Regions from separate parts of the Mus musculus genome. Here regions 2, 3 and 4 are each linked to region 1. A link is a loop called in an ENCODE intact Hi-C map of the cell type or tissue named here. Cell type or tissue: heart. All regions are shown on one strand. Region 1 overlaps Zfp185 (zinc finger protein 185). Region 2 holds the start of G6pdx (glucose-6-phosphate dehydrogenase X-linked). Region 3 overlaps Bgn (biglycan). Region 4 overlaps Haus7 (HAUS augmin-like complex, subunit 7).

Region 1 (5,000 bases):
TGGGGAAGGCAGAAAAACAAAAAACAATAACAGACTAATGAATGACCTAATAATAGAGGAATCTCTGCCTTCTTACAAAGTCTGCCTTCCCCACATACTCATCTGCATAAGTAGCCTTTGTCTCCAGGGATGCCTCTGTTTTAGTTTGGAACCATGTTGGAATTGGTAGAACTGTCACTTTTTTTATTATTATTATTGTTGGTCTGAAGAGAGCTGAAACTGCTGAAGGGCCAGCCCATCCTCATGACCTCCTGAAGTCCACCCCACGTGGATCCATCCCTTGAGGACACTTTTCTAGGTGCTTTCCCAGCTGGTTCTCCCAGCAGCAGGTTCATTTTCTCACTAATCTACCTAGTTGCAGCGGGTGCCTGGAGACAGATAAAGTAGGCCCCACCTCGGTAATCTCTGTTTTGAAGAGGTCTGGGAAAGGCCATTAGGCCAGGGACTCGGTTCTTTGAGTTGCTACTAATGTAACTTTTTGCTATCTTTGCAGGCATCAGAAAGATCTTTCCCAAATAAACCACAATGTGTTTATCCCCCTCTTTCAACTTCTCAATGGCTCTCTACTTCCTTGAAATTAAGCCGAAACCCCTGTCTCTAGCTCCTATAGTTCTGCATGGCAGTGGGGACTCCCTATCCAGCCTTTTCTTTCTCCTGTACCACAGTGCTGCAAACTGTTTCAGAGTGCTATTGGCTATTGTAGAAGACATCTGATCTAGTCTGGCTCTGGTGGCTTTCTTTTGGACTGTTCATTGGCATCATCCTTCCATTTGTTTTACATGAAGCTAAACCTTAAACTCATTTGCAAAATAACATGAAGTATCTTTCTAGATTTGTAGGATTTAGTGCAGTCTGTTACAGTTATCTCACTTATACTAGTTTGAAGTTTGATTTTGTATGTATATGTGGGTGTACATGTGTATGCATGTCTGTGTGTATGTTCACATGGGTATGCTCCTGTGTGTGTGTGTGTGTGTGTTTATGTGTGTCTGTGTGTTTGTGTATGCGCATGTGTGTCAAGACCAGAGATCAACTTCTAGTGTCATTCCTTAGGCACCATACATCGTGTTTTGTGAGACAGGATCTCTTATCAGGACCTAGGATTTAACATGTTCCAAAGCATAGAGTAGTTGAAGACTAATGAGTGAGGAGACTGGATCAGGGCCGTGTTCCATATAATGAAATTTTATCAGGTTTTAATCCAAAGAAGAACGGCTGTGGTTTATAGACTTAAAGATGAATAGGTATTTGAATTTTAACACCACACTACAGTCACCTTTTACATTAAATCATATGCTGGGAGGTGGTGTGGAAAATGGATCTGTAAGCTACAGGCCTTGTTATGCACCTTTTTTTTTCTTTTAAATTTTACTAACGATTAGAACTGAGGAAAATAATAGCTGATGATAGCTACAGTATGTTGTTTTTATGTACTTTACAGTTGCCTCAATAACCCTGTGAGATGGGTAAATGGGGAAACAAACAGGTTAAGTGATTTATCCAAAACCATACCCGTGGTAGCTGAGAGCTAATGAACAGCCTCAAGGAGAAACCTTCTGAGAAACTTGAGCAAGCTAGTTGATGAAATGTGTTTGAAGGCTAATGTCTCCTTCCAGCTGGTGTACTTAATCTGGTGTTATTCCCCAAGCCAAGAAAGATTTCTGATTGTGCAATTTGATAGAGGAGAAAACTTGGGTCCACACATGTGATGAGCAAATAGGAATAAACTCTAAATCTGCCCTACTGCAGAGCTCAGGCCCAGATAGTAACATTGCTCTAATATTTACCCGTTTGAAAAATCAAAGCAAACATTTCTGATGACACTGTTTAATAACTGGCTATGTTTGGATTGTTTTTTTTCCCATTTAAATTAAAAAAATTATATGTATAAGTGTTTTGCCTGCACATGTATGTTTTTGCACACCACCCATTTGCCACGTCAGTGGTGGCCAGTAGAGAGAGGACAGTGGATCCTCGGAGACTAGAGTTAGAGATTGTTTCTAGCTGTATGTGGGTGCTTGTAATAAAACTTAAGATTTCTAAAGAGTACACACTGCTCTTAACTGCTGAACCATCTTTCTAGCCCTTCATCTGGGGAAATATTAATAACAAGAGTTCTTGAGATTTTTGTTTAATTTCCTGAAGGTATGTCTCCAGCGTTTTTCTTAAGCATTTCAATTTCCTCTCTTCTCCAGTATACACTGGAGATGGCAGCTCTCAATCAGAGGTTTGTCCTGCCCACCCCTACCCTCTTGCGTCATACAGTAGTAACCGAAGATTTTTTGGGTTGCCACAACCGAGGGTGGCTTCTAAAGGCTAAAAATCATGGATGCTGCTAAACGACCTATAGTGACAGGTGATATTAGTGCCTCATTCTCAACACACACAGTATTATTATCCAGACAAAAACGTTAATATTAATATTGACAAGCCTTGCTCTAGCAACTTATGTTCACTTGGGGGAACACACACACACTGAGGAGTGTGTCAGCATAGATCTAGTCAGACTGCCGCAGACAGGCACCACGAATACGGACGCATGCACCCGTGACTGCAGCAGATTTCTGTTGCGCAGGCAGATTTGGATCGCTCCTGCGGGGGGGGGGCGGGGAGGGAAGGGGGGAGGGGGCGCATGCGCATGAGTAAGCTAGCCAGCTCCAGGGTAAGAATACACCTACTCGCGCGGCCATTTCCTGCAGCCGCTAGCTCAGGCTGAGGTGCCCGCTATGAAAGGAGAGTACAAAATGGCTGCTCCAGAGACCAGCTTCTAAGGGGCTCCTCCTGAGGCAGTGCTAGCTCCAGCCACGAGATGGCGCTGGAGGATCACAAATGGTCCCTGTTGCGCCAGTGCACTCCCGTTACCCATCCCCCTACTAGTAATGTCAGAGGGCGGTTGACTACAGTAGCCTACTTAGGAGTGACCAAACCCAAGGATAGTCCCCTTTCCTTTGATAAACAGTGGTTGATGGGCTTGAGGACAGACCCAGGTGACAAAGTTAATGTAAATGTCAGAAGCCTTAGGAGCTTTACCCAGTGTTCATTTGATTGTGCAAAGTGGACTAAATGCAGGGATTCTTGAGCTTGAATTTAAGCCCAAGGTAACTTTATGGGACCCTTGGATCACTCAGCTCTTACATGAACAATAATGGAAATAGTTTCCACCATAGACAGTTCAAAGAGTTAAATGGGTTTACATATGTAAAGCATGCAGGACACTGAGGAGTGTGTACAAAATATTATCAAATGCTACATTTATTCTTTATTTTATTTTATTTTATTTTACTTTTAATTTATTTTTTACACTCCATGTTCCATTCCCTGCTCCCCCCATCCACCCTCCAACTGCTCCATATCCCATACCTCCTCCCCACCCCACTCTGTCTCCACGTGGATGTCTCTACCCCACCCCACCTGAGCTCTAAACTCCCTGGGGCCTCCAGTCTCTTGAGGGTTAGGTGCATCATCTCTGAATGAACACAGACCTGGAAGTTCTCTGCTGTATGTGTGTTGGGGGCCTCATATCAGCTGGTGTATGTTGCCTGTTTGGTGGTCCAGTGTCTGAGAGATCTTGGAGGTCCAGATTAATTGAGACTTGCTGGTCCTCCTACAGGATCGCTCTTCTCCTCAGCTTCTTTCAGCCTTCCCTAATTCAACAACAGGGGACAGCTGCTTCTGTCCATTGGTTGGGTGCAAATATCTGCATCTGACTCAGCTGCTTGTTGGGTCCTTCGGAGGGCAGTCATGATAGGTCCCTTTTTGTGAGTGCTCCATAGCCTCAGTAATCAAATGCTACCTTTATAAAACCTTCAAGATAGATAAAGTTCTGCCAATTTTTTTTTTTGTTGTTTATTCAGTCATTTGATAGCACACCGTCTTACCTTTTTCCTTCAAAGTTTTGGTATCACATGTTAAATCTAAGACTTAGATTGTTTTCTTCTTTGTTGTGTTGCAAGTGTGGATTTTTTCTAGTTTGTATTTGACACACGAAGGTGAGTGTTAGACATGTACTCAGTGCTGGCAACTGTGGTCAGGCAGCAGATTACATTGCGTAGAAAGTGGCATTGTCTTCTTGTGCAGTATGTAGTTAGGTCAAAAATTGGCAGTGGTTGCCTTAAGCTACCAGAGTCTGTGAAGGCTTCAGAGAATTCAACAGATATCACATCCTATGGGCCTCCTTCTCTCTCCCCACTCCAGTTTAGCAGTAGCTGAGGCCGAGTGGCAAGAAATTAAGATACTCCCTTCAGGATGTTATAGTGCACAGAAAGGCATCCTGTGAGGGTTTGACCAATATCTTTTTCATGACCTATAAAGGTTACAGCTGAAACTGCAGTTGCCCTGCTTCAAGGCCCAGGGTTTCCCCATATTGCCCTGCCTCCGAGCGGCTCTTTCTGAAGAACCTTGCCTCTGTTTACTCAGCACTACTTCCTGGCAGAGCTGGAACCAGCAGAGGAGTTTAGTATCCTCTTACCTGAGGCTGAAAACTTCAATTAGTTTTACAACCTAGTCCCTGAAAAGCATGGCCATCGCACATTCTTTTTGTTCTGCCAGCTTAGAGCCTCCCAGGGATGGTAGTCACTGATAATGGGTTTTTATTCTGTCCTTACCTCAGGAGTTCCCAGAGCACTGCAGGGAGGTTCTAAGATGATAAAATAAAGAGACAGGAGTAGTGATGAGAGATGAGTGCAACACCTTCTACTGTCTTTCCTGTGGCCCCCACCTTTGAGAGGACATTGCAGACAAACTGAGGAAGACATACCCTCCTCGATGGCCTCAGATGTAGCTCGAGCTGTTTATGTCAGTGCGGTAGCTTGTTTTTCTTACTCCAGGCCACTGCCTGGGTTCTCTGAATGTGCTCAGAATGTTGATACCCTGGTCCTGGGGCGGTGTTGACTGCTTTCTCGGGTTTGAGATGTTGGAATGGGACTGTGATCAACATAAGAAGTCTGCATGTTTCTTGGTGCATGAGGCAAGAGGCAAGTCTGTTTCCCAGAGCGTACATG
Region 2 (5,000 bases), 1.4 Mb after region 1:
ACAACACCCCTCTGACTGCTTCTGTTCTTCAGTTTTTCCTAACAGAGCTGGGACTAGGTGGGATGAACAGAAATTTGCAGTAGGCTTTGGAAGATATGGCAAAGAGGAGGTGTTTATCCCTAGGGAACTTCATGCCGTAGAAAGAAAAGAGGGAGAGGCAGGACCTCAGATTCTTCCACTGAAATTAACAGTAATATTTTTCAAATTACAGATTCATTAAAATCAGAATTTTCCCTGATTGCACATCAGTTTTTTTTTTTCATCCAGGAGGAAGAAGTGCTACTGGGTGGTGCTTTAGCACCTGTGATGGTCCAAGTCTGGTCTCCACTCAATGGCTCAGCACAGAGTTCTGAGATGTGACACAAGTACATGTATATCAGGTACTGCTGTGATGATCAGGACACACAGGTGGAGTATATGCCATAGAGTTCAACCTAGTAGAACTTGTGGGTACCTCAGCAGTTCCGTCAATTGGGAAAGTTGAGATAGAGAGAGAGAAGTGCCTTGCACAAGGCTATATTTCATCTTTTAGACTCGGGGCCTGAAGGGAGACTCACCGATGCACCCATGATGATAAATATGTGTGTATCAGCTTGGTGGAAGGCATCACCCTGGTACAACTCTTCCCTCAGGATCCCACACACCTGGGTCCGGCTCAGGGCCACCTGCTCTGCCATGATGTTTTCTGGTGGAAGAAAAGACTCATTGATATGGTAGGAGAACGAAAGAGCATTGACAACTTAACCTTATCCAAGGGTCTTTTGGGTTCTCACCAGGCTGGTGACGATTACTAAAACCACTGGCCGGGAATGCTCTGTGTGTGTGTGTGTGTGTACGCGCGCGCGCGCGCGCGCGCGCGAGCATACATGCATTCGGAGATTCAGAAACTGCTGCCTCTGAGCTCCAGCCATAACCTCCAAAGTTGCCTTCGCTAGGGGCTGTACATTACGAAAGTACTAAAGCTTTAATATAATTCACCTAGGACATCCACTGTGGGCAGCTAGATAAAATCTGGTTACGGCATCACACTCTGTATATGGGACCATCGTATCGTACTCGGGTGTCTGCCAGAAACTCCACAATGAACTGAGCACGTTTGATTGTGCAGATGATGGAGTTCAGCTCCGGCTCTCTTCTGGCCCAGTTGGGTGATCCCCGAAAGTCCCTTCTCTTCTAAAGGTCTAGTCCTCATGGGCCCAATGCGGGGAAAGTGCGGGATACAAAGGGATGGGTTAAAAACTTGTAGATTAGCGCGCATCAAAGGGACTCGCGGCGTACAAGCGTGAAGCATGTCCCTCCACCGACATGCCATCAGACCACCCCTTTACCTGAGTTTAGTTGCCGCTGCCAAACACGTTCACAGATCTGTAGCGCACAGCCAGTTTCCGGGGGCTAAGCTTCGCTGGCCCATTTAACGCAAGAGGGCGTGTGCTTTGACTGAGCTGACCCGCCTCAGGAGAGGCAGGAGGGGAGGAGCTTCGGGCTAGTCTATCATTGCAGGAGGAGATGCGCGCGCATCCCTGGCCAGCCCCGCCCTTTGGCCTTCCCCGATGCCGCTGCCCCTACAATTTCGAGATCGCAAAGTCTTGTCATAAGTGCAGCTCCACACAGTTCTCCTGGGTCCCCGTCTCCTGTGTCACCCAGCCATTATGTATGGCCTAGCTTTCCGCTGGACCTTCGAGGCCCTGCACCTTCCCGGATGACCCCACTTCCGTTAGCAGCATAGCCACGCCTTCCCTAGCTGCTAGTTTGGCTTCGGAGCTGGACTTTCGCAGCTTCCTCTAGGCTTTTTCCTTGGTGGGGGCCCAGCGGCAGAGAGCCCAGTAGCAGGACCAGACTGAAACTTGGGTGTTTTAGTGCGGATGCGGTGCCTTGAAAATGGGGTAGGGGCGAGTGTGGGCGTGGTGACGCACTACTTTAATCCTAGCAGACGGGAAAAAAGAGGCAGGTAGATCTCTGAGTTCGAGACCCTGGTCTTATGGGACCCTGTCTCAAAAAAAAAGTGTGTGTATAAGTGTGTGATGTTTATCAGTGAGGAGAGCTCTGGTGTTCTGCTGGCCGACGCAGGCTGGCGATCTAAGACTTTTCTTTGGAACAGAGTATGGCACTTTGGGGTTTTGATTCACTGGTTAATCTCCAAGCCTTTGAGTCTGTGTTTTACTTCCGGATCCCGCACTTACGACACCGGAAGCCGGAAGTGGAGTTTTCCACTGCAGAGAAGGGAAGGGTGACCGCCTGACTAGGACTTTCTAGGAGCTCCGGTTCTGTCGGAGCGGTCGGATCCCTCTGCTCCTGCCCTCTTCACTTCTGGCCGACTCTGCTGACAGGTGTGGTCCTCTTCTCCAAAGACAGGGCTCCATCGGTGGCTGTTTCGTAGCTTCCGAGACTCCAGAGGTCCACACCCTTCCCCCCACCTTAGGCCCAGTTTGTTCTGCCGCAAGCTTCTAATTATTCGCTACCCAGATTATTTAGGCTAGTCGGATTGAATCTGCCCTTCCCTTCACTGCAGCTGTCGCCTAAGGGCTTGGCCCCTAGTGCTAGAACTCTTTAGGTAGCAGACATTTTCTGTTGATCAAACTGTTTCTGAAACACGTTTTGCACTGTAGGCCAGGTAGACCTCGAACTCAAAGTTCTGCCTCAGCCTTTCGAGTGCTAGAGCAACAGGTGTTCGCCATCAGGCTAGGCTGTTTATCAAACTTGAGTGCATTTGAAGTCTTTAAAAAGTTTTCACGTGTACCTTCACAACTAAAGGTCTTACCTTCTGCACCTCAGTTTACTTTGCAAATGATTCATAGTAATCTGTTTGCCTGTCCTCATAACATTTATCTGACCTGAGAAGGAATGTGTTGTCTTGGCATTTCCTAGGAAAAAGGAAGGACCAGAGAGGGCAAGGGAGAATAGTTGGTGGAGAGGAAGGAAGGGAGTATAGGTGGTATAGGATCTTGTAGGCTGTTGTATGGACTTTGCTTTTTAACACTAGGAGAAATGGAAACTCTGAAAGAGTTCATGGTAGAGAAGAGAAGTAGTTTGAGTTATTTTTGAGGTAATTGGCCCCAGTGGGGCCAATTAACTGCAAAGGGCCATTGAAAAGGCAAAGCATGGTGACCCGTAAAGAGATTATTGCAGTAATGCAGGTGAAAGATGATAGCGCTGTCAGCCTTGAATTACTGAAAAAATTTAAAATGTACAAAAGTAGAAATAATAATATAGTAAATTCCATGTACACATTTCTTAGCTGTGACTATCAGCTCATAGTTAACTTTAATCCACACCCCATTACAATCCTTTACCATGATTATTTTCTTTTCTACAGAAGATGTTATTTTATGTGTATAGGTGCTTTGCTATGCTTTCCTAGTGCCCAAGGGAGTCAGAAGAAGGTTTCAGATCCCCTTGGATTGGAGTTACAGATGTTTGTGAGCCACATCTGCAACAACAAGTGCTCTTAATCCCTGAACCATTATCTCTCTTGCTCCACCCATTGCGATTTTCAATAACAGCTTTCTTGAGACATAATTGGCATGCTACAAAAATTACTATTTGTGTGTGTGCCCCCCACATGCATGCATGATGTATGATTTGTACAGGGAGCACAGGTGCCATGGCTAGAATGTGTAGAGCTCAGAGGACAACATTGAGTCAGCTATCTTCTTTCCACCTTTATATGTTCTCATGTCTCCAGGCTTGCATAGCAAGGGCCTTTATCCACTGAGCTGTCTCCCTTGCCCATACTTCAATATTTTTTTAAACAGTCTCTTCTAGATCCCTTCCCTTTGAGTTTCTAATCCCCTGGAGCTGGAGTTACAAAAGGTTGTGAGTTGCCCAACATGGGTGCTGGGAACTGAACTTGGGCTCTCTGGAAGAGCACTGAGTGCTCCTAATAGCTGAGACATCTCTCCAACTTCTTTTAAGACTTCTAGACATCCAAGTAGTTTTATAAATATCTGGAATTTAGGAATGAGAACTGTTTGGGATATTATCAACATTAAGATTTGGGTTAAAAGCCATGAGACCGGATGGAATTACTGCAGGGGTGAATGCAGTTAAGAAAGAAGTCCCAAAGTTCCTCAACGTGAAGAAGTGGGGACTCAGGAAAAGGGCCTGAGCAGCATCAGCCTTTGAGGGAGTGAGTCACCAGCAGAGAAGGCTTTTCTGGAACCTGAAGGAAGAAAGTAGGTGAAAAAGTGGGGAGGGTCAGTTGTGTGGGCTCAGGCAGATGGACCTATGGGTAGCAACACCTTTAGTATAAATAGCCAATATTCCCCAGTGTTACAGGAGGTCTCCCTTATTGAAAGCCCACTTCTGGAAACTTGCATTGAGATCATTCTCTTCCTGGTTGTCAGTATGAGGCAGGATTTACAAGGTCTCCAGGTTAGTATTGTCCTGCATATTCTCTGGTTTAAAAGCCAGCATAAGCAGATCAGGGGTCATGTGTCTCGGACACCCCAGTTCACACTTTCACACTTCTTAGAGCAAAGAAGTCACAAGAGGTCTCTATCCCCAGTGAACACTTTTCAGGTACAATGTGGTCTCCTGAAGTCTCTTTTATCATGTGTTTGTGTTTTCTTGACTCCTGTAAGAAGTGACCACAGGCCAAGTGGCTTAAAAGAACAGAAAATTGATATCTCACAGGTCTGGAGGCCAGGAGAATAAAACCAGAAGGTGAACAAGGTTATGCTTCATCTGCAAGCTGTACAAGAGTATCCTTCATGTGTCTTATAGTTGTGGGTAGCTCAGTTGTTTCTTGGCCTGTGGTTATATCAATCTAGTTGAGTAATAAGGTACTTGTTACTGGGCTCATGGCCCACCTATATAACTTGCAGTGATCTCAATTTGAGAGCCTTGATTTTTGTGAGACAGGTTCTTACTATGTAGAGCAAGCTGGCCTTGAATTCGCAGAGATTGTGCCTTCTAAGTGCTGGGATTAAAGACATGCACCACTATGCCTGGCTTGAAATCCTTAGTTTAACTACATCTGTAAAGACCATTTTTTCCAAGTA
Region 3 (5,000 bases), 490 kb after region 1:
CGACCTGGACTCTGTCACACCTACCTTCAGTGCCATGTGTCCTTTCGGTTGCCACTGCCACCTGCGGGTTGTTCAGTGCTCTGACTTGGGTGAGTCACTAAGCACTTAGGCTAAGAGTGTACAGAGAAGCACAGGCCCTGCCTGGGAGCCCTTACTAAAAAGAATACATTTGCTACCCTGTGAGATGGGTTTAAAACTGTAGGAGTGGGGAGGTTGAGTCACCACAGGCTGAGGTGTATGAGGGTGCTCAGAGTCCCTGCATTTCTCCCAGTGTCTGTGTGTGTCCATATGCATGTATGTACCCACCCCCTTTACACCAGCTGTGACAACAGACTGGATGAGCCAGGCTTATGCTGGTGATGATGCTGGCCCCCAGGTCTGAAGACTGTGCCCAAGGAGATCTCACCTGACACCACACTGCTAGACCTGCAGAACAATGACATTTCTGAGCTTCGCAAGGATGACTTCAAAGGCCTCCAGCACCTCTACGTAAGCCTCCTCCTGCCTCCTGCCTTTTCTGAGGAGCCAGGAGGAGTTTGATGTTCCTATGACTTGGAAGAAGGGTACTCACAAATGAGGTTGGGAAGAGGGGTGGGAACCGATGGAGTCCTGAGATAAGTCTAGAGCTGGCTGTAATGAGAACGCCCAAAACCATGCATTATATGTATGGGTACAAGACGAAATCTGTCAGGTCCCATTTTTTTTTGACAGAAATCTTTACGTTTTGTTGACTCATCTGAACAACACAGAAAGTGTATTCCATCATAGCTCTTAGAGAAACTGTCTAGCAAAGTATGCTAGGCAGTGATGGCATTACCAGGGCAGCTTGGAGCTAACCTCAGCTCCTTGCCCTACACTCTACTCACCAACACATACTGATCTCCATGAGACCATTAAAGGTTCAGATGTTTCCCAAGTGCCATCAGTAGCAAGTTCAGGAGGCAGAGGAGAGGGGAGGTGGAGTGGGGGGCTGGGGTGCTCACCCTGGTTGCCTGCCCCGTTTTAGGCCCTGGTCTTGGTAAACAATAAGATCTCCAAGATCCATGAGAAGGCCTTTAGCCCTCTGCGGAAGCTGCAAAAACTCTACATCTCCAAGAACCACCTGGTGGAGATTCCTCCCAACCTGCCCAGCTCCCTGGTAGAACTACGAATCCATGACAACCGTATCCGCAAAGTGCCCAAGGGCGTGTTCAGCGGGCTCCGGAACATGAACTGCATTGGTGAGACTAGTCTGTACCTTAGCATCAGGCATAAAGGAGACAGGTAGAGGATATCTCTTTCAGCCAGGGCAGCTGGGTCCATGTAGTCATGGAAAAGCCCTGTGTGCCTCAGAATGTTCCAGATGTTTGTTTTGGGACATGAAGAAAAAGACTGTGGTGGCTATAAAGGCTCGGTTGAAGAAAGAGTCTCAAATATAGTCTAAAAAAGACCAGTATGTTTCTGGAAAAAAAAAAAAACAATATGGGTAAAAGGAAGGTATAGGACACCGACTGGACTGAGAGAGAAAGGGAGAAGGGCAGTGGACCACCACAGCAGCAAACGTTGGATGGCTTTCTGGGTCCCCACAGTTTCCTCTTGCTTCCCAACTCCCAAAGACCAAGAATAGTGGCAGAGGCCTTGAGCTAGTCATGCAGAACAGCTGGAATTTGTAGTTAGCGGTGCAAATTCACAACCTGCTTTCTATGGAAGTGGGAAGAGCAAGCAATCAGCAGAGCTGCAGTCCAGAAAAGAACAGGCTTTGGTGGAGATTGGCTTCAGGGCTCACAGGACTTCTCTCCTAGAGATGGGCGGGAATCCCCTGGAGAACAGTGGCTTTGAACCAGGAGCCTTTGATGGCCTGAAGCTCAATTACCTGCGCATCTCAGAGGCCAAGCTCACTGGCATCCCCAAAGGTAGGAGAGTGTCAATACCCAACCTCCAAAAGCATTGATGGGCCTTGCACAGTGTACTTGAGCAGAGAATGGGCCTTTTATCTGCCCCAGACCCTGCACTTACCTCCCAGCATGTTCTCTTCTGGGTAGATCTCCCTGAGACCCTGAACGAACTTCACCTGGACCACAACAAAATCCAGGCTATTGAGTTGGAGGACCTACTTCGATACTCCAAGCTGTACAGGTGGGGTTGAGGCAGCCCTTGGGGGATGCAGGGATCCATTAGCAAATGGGGCAGGTTATAGGGTGGCACCCAGGTCCCTGTGCTCTATCCCAGAGTCCTCCTCTCCCCCAGCCTCTGACGACCTCTAATTCATTTACCTTCAGGTTGGGCTTAGGTCACAATCAGATTCGGATGATTGAGAATGGGAGCCTGAGTTTTCTGCCTACCCTGAGGGAACTTCACTTGGACAACAACAAGCTGTCCCGGGTGCCTGCTGGCCTCCCAGATCTCAAGCTCCTCCAGGTGAGAGCTGGTTCTCCAAGACTAGATGGGGAGTTGTAGAAGGTCCATTCTCTGCACCAGCCTCTTAACTGCCTGGATCTCCTGTCTCCCTTTATAAAGGGGCACAGGGTAGAGAGCAGAATAAGACCTAGATTCACTTTTGGGTCTCATGTACTCATCCAGGCCTCAGTGGAACAGTGTCTGCTTCGTGTTTGTGGTTGGAAAAGGGGAGTCTCCTTCCCTGACTTAGCTTCCAAACACATGAGCAAACTAGGTCTTTCCCAACCTTACTCTGGACCTCAATTTTATTTATGTTTTGTTTTGTTTTTTATTTATTTATTTATTTGTTTGTTTGTTTGTTTGTTTGTTTGTTTGTTTGTTTGTTTAAGCTCAGATCCATTCATAATGGTAGAAAGCACGTTCATCCTCTTCTAGGGCAGCACTTCCCATACCAGGCTAAGAGCACCCTCTAGTGGCCAGTAACCTTTCTATCACCAGTGAGCTCCTAACCTAAGGCACAGTCTTTCTTTTTTTTTTTTTTTTTTTTTTTTTTTTTAATTTATTACGTATTTTCCTCAATGACATTTCCAATGCTATCCCAAAAGTCCCCCATACCCTCCCCCCCCCCACTTCCCTACCCACCCATTCTCATTTTTTTGACCCTGGCGTTCCCCTGTACTGGGGCATATAAAGTTTGTGTGTGTGTGATGGGCCTCTCTTTCCAGTGATGGCCGACTAGGGCATCTTTTGATACATATGCAGCTAAAGTCAAGAGCTCCGGGGTACTGGTTAGTTCATAATGTTGTTGCACCTACAGGGTTGCAGATCTCTTTAGCTCCTTAGATACTTTCTCTAGCTCGGCACTGTCTTTCCTACACAGATATCATGTCAGAATCAAAGTTTGCTTTGTTTTACAGCATCATTCTACCAAACACAGCCTCCACCCCACCCATCCCAACTCACCACTCGTTTATACACTGCACTTGAGCCCTTCATCCTGACCTGAGTCCAGCCAAATACCTGTGCCCTAATCAGAGCTTACACCCACTAACATACTCCGGTATGCCCTCCTCTCAACCCTGAGAAGAATCACCTTCAAAGGGTGACTATGAAATGACACTAAGAAGTGATTGATGGGGTCCGATGTGAAGGCAGGCCTGACCTTTCTACTCTCCATCTTGCCTACAACTTACAGCAACTACCCAGGCTAGGACAGATTGGGATGGCTCTGGGTCACTGATCCTTGGACAAAAGCCTCAGATACATTCCCTCTGCCCCCAGGTTGTCTATCTGCACTCCAACAACATCACCAAGGTGGGCATCAATGACTTCTGTCCTATGGGCTTCGGAGTCAAGAGGGCCTACTATAATGGCATCAGCCTCTTCAACAACCCTGTGCCCTACTGGGAAGTGCAGCCTGCCACCTTCCGCTGCGTTACTGACCGCCTGGCCATCCAATTTGGAAATTATAAGAAGTAGAGGCAGTGGTTGCCACCATGGTGGCCTTGGTGAGAGTCTCTGAGGAACATAGCCAGATGAAGAAGCAACACCTTTGTTCCCCAATATTAACTCACTGCCCCACCACAGCTTCCCCCTGACTCCTAAGCATGCATATATGCACATGGCCTGGCCCTCTCACCCATTCCCCTCAACCTTTGAAATTTAACATTCATCAACCATGTCCACTCAGAGACTCCCTATAAATCTTTCTTCTTGCTCATCCTGAAACTCAGATGTTTTTGGCAAGAGGGGCTAGGAAAGATGGATAGAGCACACTGCCACCGCCATTGTTCCATCCAGGCATGTGTTCCTCCTCTTCCTTGCTCATGTCTGACTTCCAGCTCTCCTGGGCTCTGCTTGCTGCCCTTATCCTCTGGTGTTCTCTCTTCAACAAGTTCACTACCTGTCAATCCCAGCTACAACCTGGCTGTACTAACTCCTGGATCTTTCCCTCTCTCCAACCCTGTTATGCTTCCTGACACTTTTCTTCCTTCTGGAGTTATTGACCTGTCCCCTTCCATCTCTGGACCTAGGTCATATTTCTCCATCTTTGTCTCTTTCTGTATCTCCTTGCCTATATCTCTGTCTGTCTCTATTTCTGTCTCTCTGTCTCTGTGTATCTCTCTATCTTTGTATCTGTCTCTCTCTGACAACACACACACACACACACACACACACACACACACACACACACACACACACGGATCATCTGCCCCAGGCTGCTTTCTGCTTCACAGGTCTCTAGCCAGTCCCTCCACAAACAAATATGGGGCAACTATCTTCCTGATTGCCCTACCCAGAACTTGACCCCCCAACCCTGGAGGAAGCTGGAAGGTGGAGGCCCAGAATCCTGTCCATTTTGTCCAGGAAAGGGTTCATACTCTGCTATCAAGACGAGGATCAAGGAGCTTCCTAGCCCCTGGAGAGGCTCAGCAGGCCATCAGAGCCGCCAGAACCAGTTTGCATTGGCCCCTGCTCTCTCCCCAAGATGGCTAGGTCCCCTCCCTCACCCCTGGGTCCCTGATGTGGTAGGAGGTGATGGTCAGTTGCACCCAGCAAGAGGGAGTGCTGCTTATGAGGTCAGTTGTCTCTCAATTAAAGAAACACTGTGCAATACGAGTCTG
Region 4 (5,000 bases), 440 kb after region 1:
TGACCCTTCTGGATTACCAGGATCCAGGCTGTACAAGACCATGTACATGTACAAGTGTACATGCTGGCCTCCAGCAGGCTGCTCTGTGGCCACCTTACTGAAGCCCATCACTATACCATACCCTATCTGTCTCCTCTCTACTCTCCAGCAAAGGGCAAGACTAATAATCACACTCTGGAAAGGTCTAGAGATATGATAAGGTATAAGTCTTTGTGAACTCATTCTCCAGATATTTCTAGAGAGTGACTGTTGAGTGTCGTCCCTGCCTATACCTTACTACATCAACAAATCCAGTGGGTCCGGCTGAATCTAGCCACTACTCCAATTTCCCCACTACCACTGCCATTCGAGATATCTCCTTACATGCCTCGACACTGCTGTAACCTGCCAACAGGTCTCTCACAGTCCACTCCACACATTAGCCACAGCCATCACTGTCAGACTAAATAGAAATCCATGTCCCTCAGCTCCAAGCTCCCAATATACCCCCCTGTATGTGCTAAAGCCTCCTCTAGCCTACAAAGGCCATCAATCACATCTACCCACTCTGCTCTATTCATTTTCCTTGTTTCCAGTCTACTCTGCCCTAACCAGTCTGCTGACAGGTTTCTGAACGCATCAAGCACAGTACAAGGTCTCTTGTACTTGCTGTTCTCCTAGATGTTCTTTGTTGTTGGTTTTTTTTTTCACTTGGCTATAGTGTTTTTTGTTTGTTTAACTTTAATTCACTGTGTTAAATTCTGTTAACTTAAATTAAATGTTAAAAATTTTAAATGTATAGTGCAGTGATTGTTAGAATAGTCAGGGAGCCAGGAGGTCATTATCATAGTCAATTTTTAAAAATTTATTTATGTTATGTGTCTGTTTTCCTATATGGATATCAGTGTACCACATGAGTGAAGTACCCAAGGAGGCCAAAAAAAAGCCACTCTATCCCTTGGAACTGGAGTTATAAGTGGTTGTGAGCCACCATATAGGTGCTAGGAATCTGACCCACTCCTCTGGAAGAGTAGCAAGTTCTCTTAACCACTGAATCATCTTTCAAGTCTCCTAGCCACATTTTAGAAACATCTCTAACACCCCCAAAACAAACTCTAAACCCACTGACAGTCATACAGTCATTTCTTATTTACCTCTGCCTGAGCCCCTAGCAATCACTATACTCCTATCTTTCTTTATGGACTCACCTCTTCAGAACAGTCCACACACAAGGAATCTTACAATATGTGACAATTTATTATGACCTTATACTACATTTTAATATCTGCTTTTCACTTAGCATAACATCCTCAAACATCATCTATGTTGTCACATGTGGCAGCAACGTCTTCTTTCTTGAAAATTACCTCATCAGTTAATGGGTATCTATGAACATTCACAATGAATTCTGTACATCTGTATTAACTGTCTTCCACAGTAGCCGTATTATTTGTGTCCCTACTGGAATATATGAGGGTTCCTACGTCTCCCCATCCTTGTCATCCTGTGCTATTTTTCCTTCTAACTCTAGATATCATGGCATGAGTGGAACACGCCTATGCAGTTTAAATTTTCATTGGTCTTTTGATCAGTGATAAAAAGTGTCTTTCCAGGAACCTCTTGATAGTTTTTCCTTTCTGCCTTATAGTTACTTAATCCGTCGTGCAAGTGGGCTGTAGCTGGAGGATAGAAAAGGACAGCTCTGGGAAAGTGAAAAGCTTAGAGAATGGCAGAGAGGCTGGGCAGTGGTGGCGCACGCCTTTGATCCCAGCACTTGGGAGGCAGAGGCAGGCAGATTTCTGAGTTTGAGGCCAGCCTGGTCTACAAAGTGAGTTCCAGGACAGCCAGGGCTACACAGAGAAACCCTGTCTCGAAAAACCAAACCAGAGGAGGGGGGAGGAGAGAAAGAGAGAGAGAGAGAGAAAAAGAGAGAGAGAGGAGGAGAGGAGAGGAGAGGAGAGGAGAGGAGAGGAGAGGAGAGGAGAGGAGAGGAGAGGAGAGGAGAGGAGAGGAGAGGAGAGGAGAGGGAGAATGGCAGAGAGGAAAGAGATGAAGAAAATAACTCCAAAAATCAGTTTTGGAAGTCTGGACCAGCCCTGACTGTGCGTGCATATGACTGATTACTAAGCCAGGTGTGAAGCCAGGCTCAACCACTGGGTGGCGCATGCAGGATAGATGGGAAGAAGATGAGCTGACAGTGGAAGCTCAGGAGAGAGAGGAGGGGTGGTCCTGGCTGCATAAACTAAAGCAAACCTAGAGCTTGCTGGAATATATGGATCTTAACTTTCCATGAAATTTAACAAAATCCAAGTAACAGTCAACATGAGCAGGACAAAACCACAATCATCCAACATATGAAAAACCACAAAGACCTCAACTTGCACAAGAAAAGATGCTCATTAGATGCCAATACAGGGATTATAGAAAGGCAAATGAACTGACAGCTTCAAGTAATCATTAGAAAAGCGCTTGAAAGAGCAATTCTGAACAAGAAACAGAAAGCACAAAGTATCAGCAAAGAACCATGTAACAACTTCCAACCAGAAAACAAGAGAAGCATAGCCCATTGGATACACACTTGGGAGATAAAGTTATCCTAATCTATGTTGGCTTACTAAGGTAACAAACATTCCTACAGTGAGGGAGGCTGACATGGGGCCAGTGGCAGGAAGGAGATGGGAATTCTTTGTTCTTGCTGCTGACAAGCTCTGTGAACCAGCTCTGCTTAAAAGCAAACCCTATCTAGAGAGAGACTAAACAGCATAATGAAATACAACCCCACCAAAAATGGTTCATTCATTAGCTGTCCCAATTGTTTGTCTCCCTGAAAGATTTCTTGCAATGCTTAACCTGGGGATGCCTAGAGAAGCAGTCTTGCCAGCCACATGGGCTCTGGAGCTCCCATTCTCTCACCAGTCCAGGACAGAAAAAACAAAAACAAAAACAAAAAACCCAACATGTGCATCCTCTGCAGAGACAGAAGAGGTTCCTTTCTTACCATTAGAAGATCCTGGTCATCTGGTGCACAAAACATCAGCTCATGGCCTAGCTTCAACATCTCTGTTAGAACACAAAAACCTTATCACTGTAGACCCACCCAAACAGAGGAGGATACAAGACATCCCAGCACTTAGAACATATAGGATACTGAGGCTTTTTTCCCCATAGCAGGGGTGGGGGCACAAAAGACCAGATGAGCCAAATGTCTCTCATGCCCATTCTCCTGTCATGCCATCTTGAAGGTGAGTGAGTCTAGGCTATATTTTACAGATATGGAGTCTGAAGCCCCCTCGAGGAATAGGGAATACCTCGCCATATCTTCTGCAGTATCTAGCACATTTTTACATGGCCATCTAGTATATAAACAAAGGTTAGAGAGCTTTGGACCAGCATCAGTGTTAGAGCAGTACCTTCACCCCATCTCAGGCCAGGCTATGCCTCAGCAGGAGCAGAGCAGTACAAACCTATATAGGACATGCTGGAAAAGACCCACTGGAAGTAGTGTCAGACCATCTGTGTAACAATTCTGGGGCCCTGGGAATACTCTTCAGATGCCAATACGCCTCCAAGCCAGCCTGCTTCAATCACAGCACTTAAACCCTCTGATCCTTCTGATCTCCTCTCAACAAATCAAGTAGAGCACACCTTTTAACCTATTCATTCCCCAATATCTTGCCTCAGTTACTGTAAGAGCTGCTGCCTGGGTGTTCATATTTTCACTACAGTATCCATCCCCAGGGAGCCTGATGAACCTAATGGAGGGCAAAGCCTTCTTTGGAAGAAAAGCCAATAACCCTCTATGACCTATAAGGACCTATCCCTATCCCCCCCACTGATTTCCGATACCTCATTATCCTCTCTACCCAGCCATCTTTGTTCCTTACTCTTCCTCAAAGCTGCCAAGCATAGCCCACTTGAGTCCTTGTACATTGGCTGTTCCCTTGCAGAGCTCAGTTCTACCCTTCTTGCCATCTTCTGTCAATAAAATCACCTTTATTCCAACCCTCTGTATCACCTTTCCCTTAACTGGTAGCTTGCAGCCTTCCTTCTTCATCATCTCTGCTTCCCATCATCTAACATATAAGTTCCATGAGGGTGGCACGGTTCACTGCTGTACCCTAGCACATCAAACACTGCCTCACATGTCAATGAAACTAATGATTTCCTGTCCTCGTGTCTCCTACTTCCACTCAAATAAATACTCAACACATTCTGAGGAGGTGAACAAGGGAAAGGCCTTCATCTTCAAAGAGAAAAGTGAGGCTGGGTCCAGTGAAGTCTCCAAACTGTGGATGAACGAGGACAGTTCAGGGCCTAAGTCTAGCTCACTCACACTGCAGTGGTCAGAATATACACAGGATTTTGAGAAACTTAGCATTTTTAAATTTTATCAATGTTTGGCCATACTATAAGGAAGCCACTTATACAGATATCATTTTTTGCTCATCTTTATGTAACATTCACACCAGGTTAAGGTTCTACCAAAACAAAACAAAAAAAACTAAGCATCAAAATAACATAGTGACAAGGTAAGCCACATTAAAGAGCAATCATGGGGCTCCTAGGAATGCCATATAAACCTAATATGTACACTGAGAGATCTCTGATGACACCACAAAAAAACAATGCTTTCTACCTCTCAGTGTTATGGTAGAACAATGCACTATTTGGTCCCAAATGTACTATTTGGGACTATATCCCAGAAGGCTGTGATTCTAGAAGACTCTAATAATAGCCACAGAGTATACACCATACAAAAGAAAACATTAGTTAATGGAAATGTCACAACTCACTGAGACACTGTGACCAAGCTCAGAACTGCCCAGAATTTACCAGCAAATGCCACATTCCTATAAAGAGACCTACCCTGTATCTTCAAATCCAATGCATTCCCTTTCAGTGAGATGAACTTGTCTTGCAAGGAGGGGCAGACCCTGTGGGAAAATAGCAAAGTCAGTCATGTGCCTAATTCCTTACCACCCTCCATACCTACTCTCTAAACAGAGAATTACTTGTACAAT

What was found. Peaks named below come from ENCODE experiments on the same cell type or tissue, not always from the same donor. Only the 100,000 strongest peaks of a DNase experiment are listed, where the experiment ranks them.
Region 2: it touches region 1 in a loop (4-fold over the local background); 2 of 42 quality-filtered maps call a loop at or near these places.
Region 3: it touches region 1 in a loop (5-fold over the local background); 4 of 42 quality-filtered maps call a loop at or near these places.
Region 4: a loop joins it to region 1, with 3 times the contacts of the local background. A loop is called at or near these places in 2 of 42 quality-filtered maps.

The regions. Positions count from the first base shown.
Region 1 is chrX:73,005,523-73,010,522 of GRCm38, forward strand. The region is part of intron 12 of Zfp185 (zinc finger protein 185); the gene reads left to right. Among named protein-coding and RNA genes, the nearest start is that of Mir2137, 16 kb to the left of the region's middle. In heart, a CTCF peak has its summit at 2,802 (motif pointing right); a DNase peak (open chromatin) is centred at 2,779; H3K4me3 peaks cover 715 bases; H3K27ac peaks cover 581 bases.
Region 2 is chrX:74,427,495-74,432,494 of GRCm38, forward strand. G6pdx (glucose-6-phosphate dehydrogenase X-linked) reads right to left here and starts at 1,386. Exons shown (of 13, transcript NM_008062.3): 1 at 1,329-1,386; 2 at 558-685. The coding sequence starts at 677. It overlaps Ikbkg (inhibitor of kappaB kinase gamma), which reads left to right and starts at 2,187. Exons shown (of 10, transcript NM_010547.2): 1 at 2,187-2,327. In heart, a CTCF peak has its summit at 1,426; DNase peaks (open chromatin) are centred at 1,487 and 2,187; H3K4me3 peaks cover 2,659 bases; H3K27ac peaks cover 1,871 bases.
Region 3 is chrX:73,490,942-73,495,941 of GRCm38, forward strand. It overlaps Bgn (biglycan), which reads left to right. Exons shown (of 8, transcript NM_007542.5): 2 at 1-89; 3 at 377-489; 4 at 1,007-1,220; 5 at 1,782-1,892; 6 at 2,022-2,115; 7 at 2,259-2,397; 8 at 3,658-4,995. The coding sequence ends at 3,855. Among named protein-coding and RNA genes, the nearest start is that of Atp2b3, 9.6 kb to the right of the region's middle. In heart, a CTCF peak has its summit at 2,843 (motif pointing left); no DNase peak of the experiment used is centred here; H3K27me3 peaks cover 706 bases.
Region 4 is chrX:73,450,022-73,455,021 of GRCm38, forward strand. Haus7 (HAUS augmin-like complex, subunit 7) reads right to left here. Exons shown (of 10, transcript NM_028633.3): 3 at 4,846-4,913; 4 at 2,978-3,039. Among named protein-coding and RNA genes, the nearest start is that of Haus7, 6.5 kb to the right of the region's middle. In heart, a CTCF peak has its summit at 2,143; no DNase peak of the experiment used is centred here.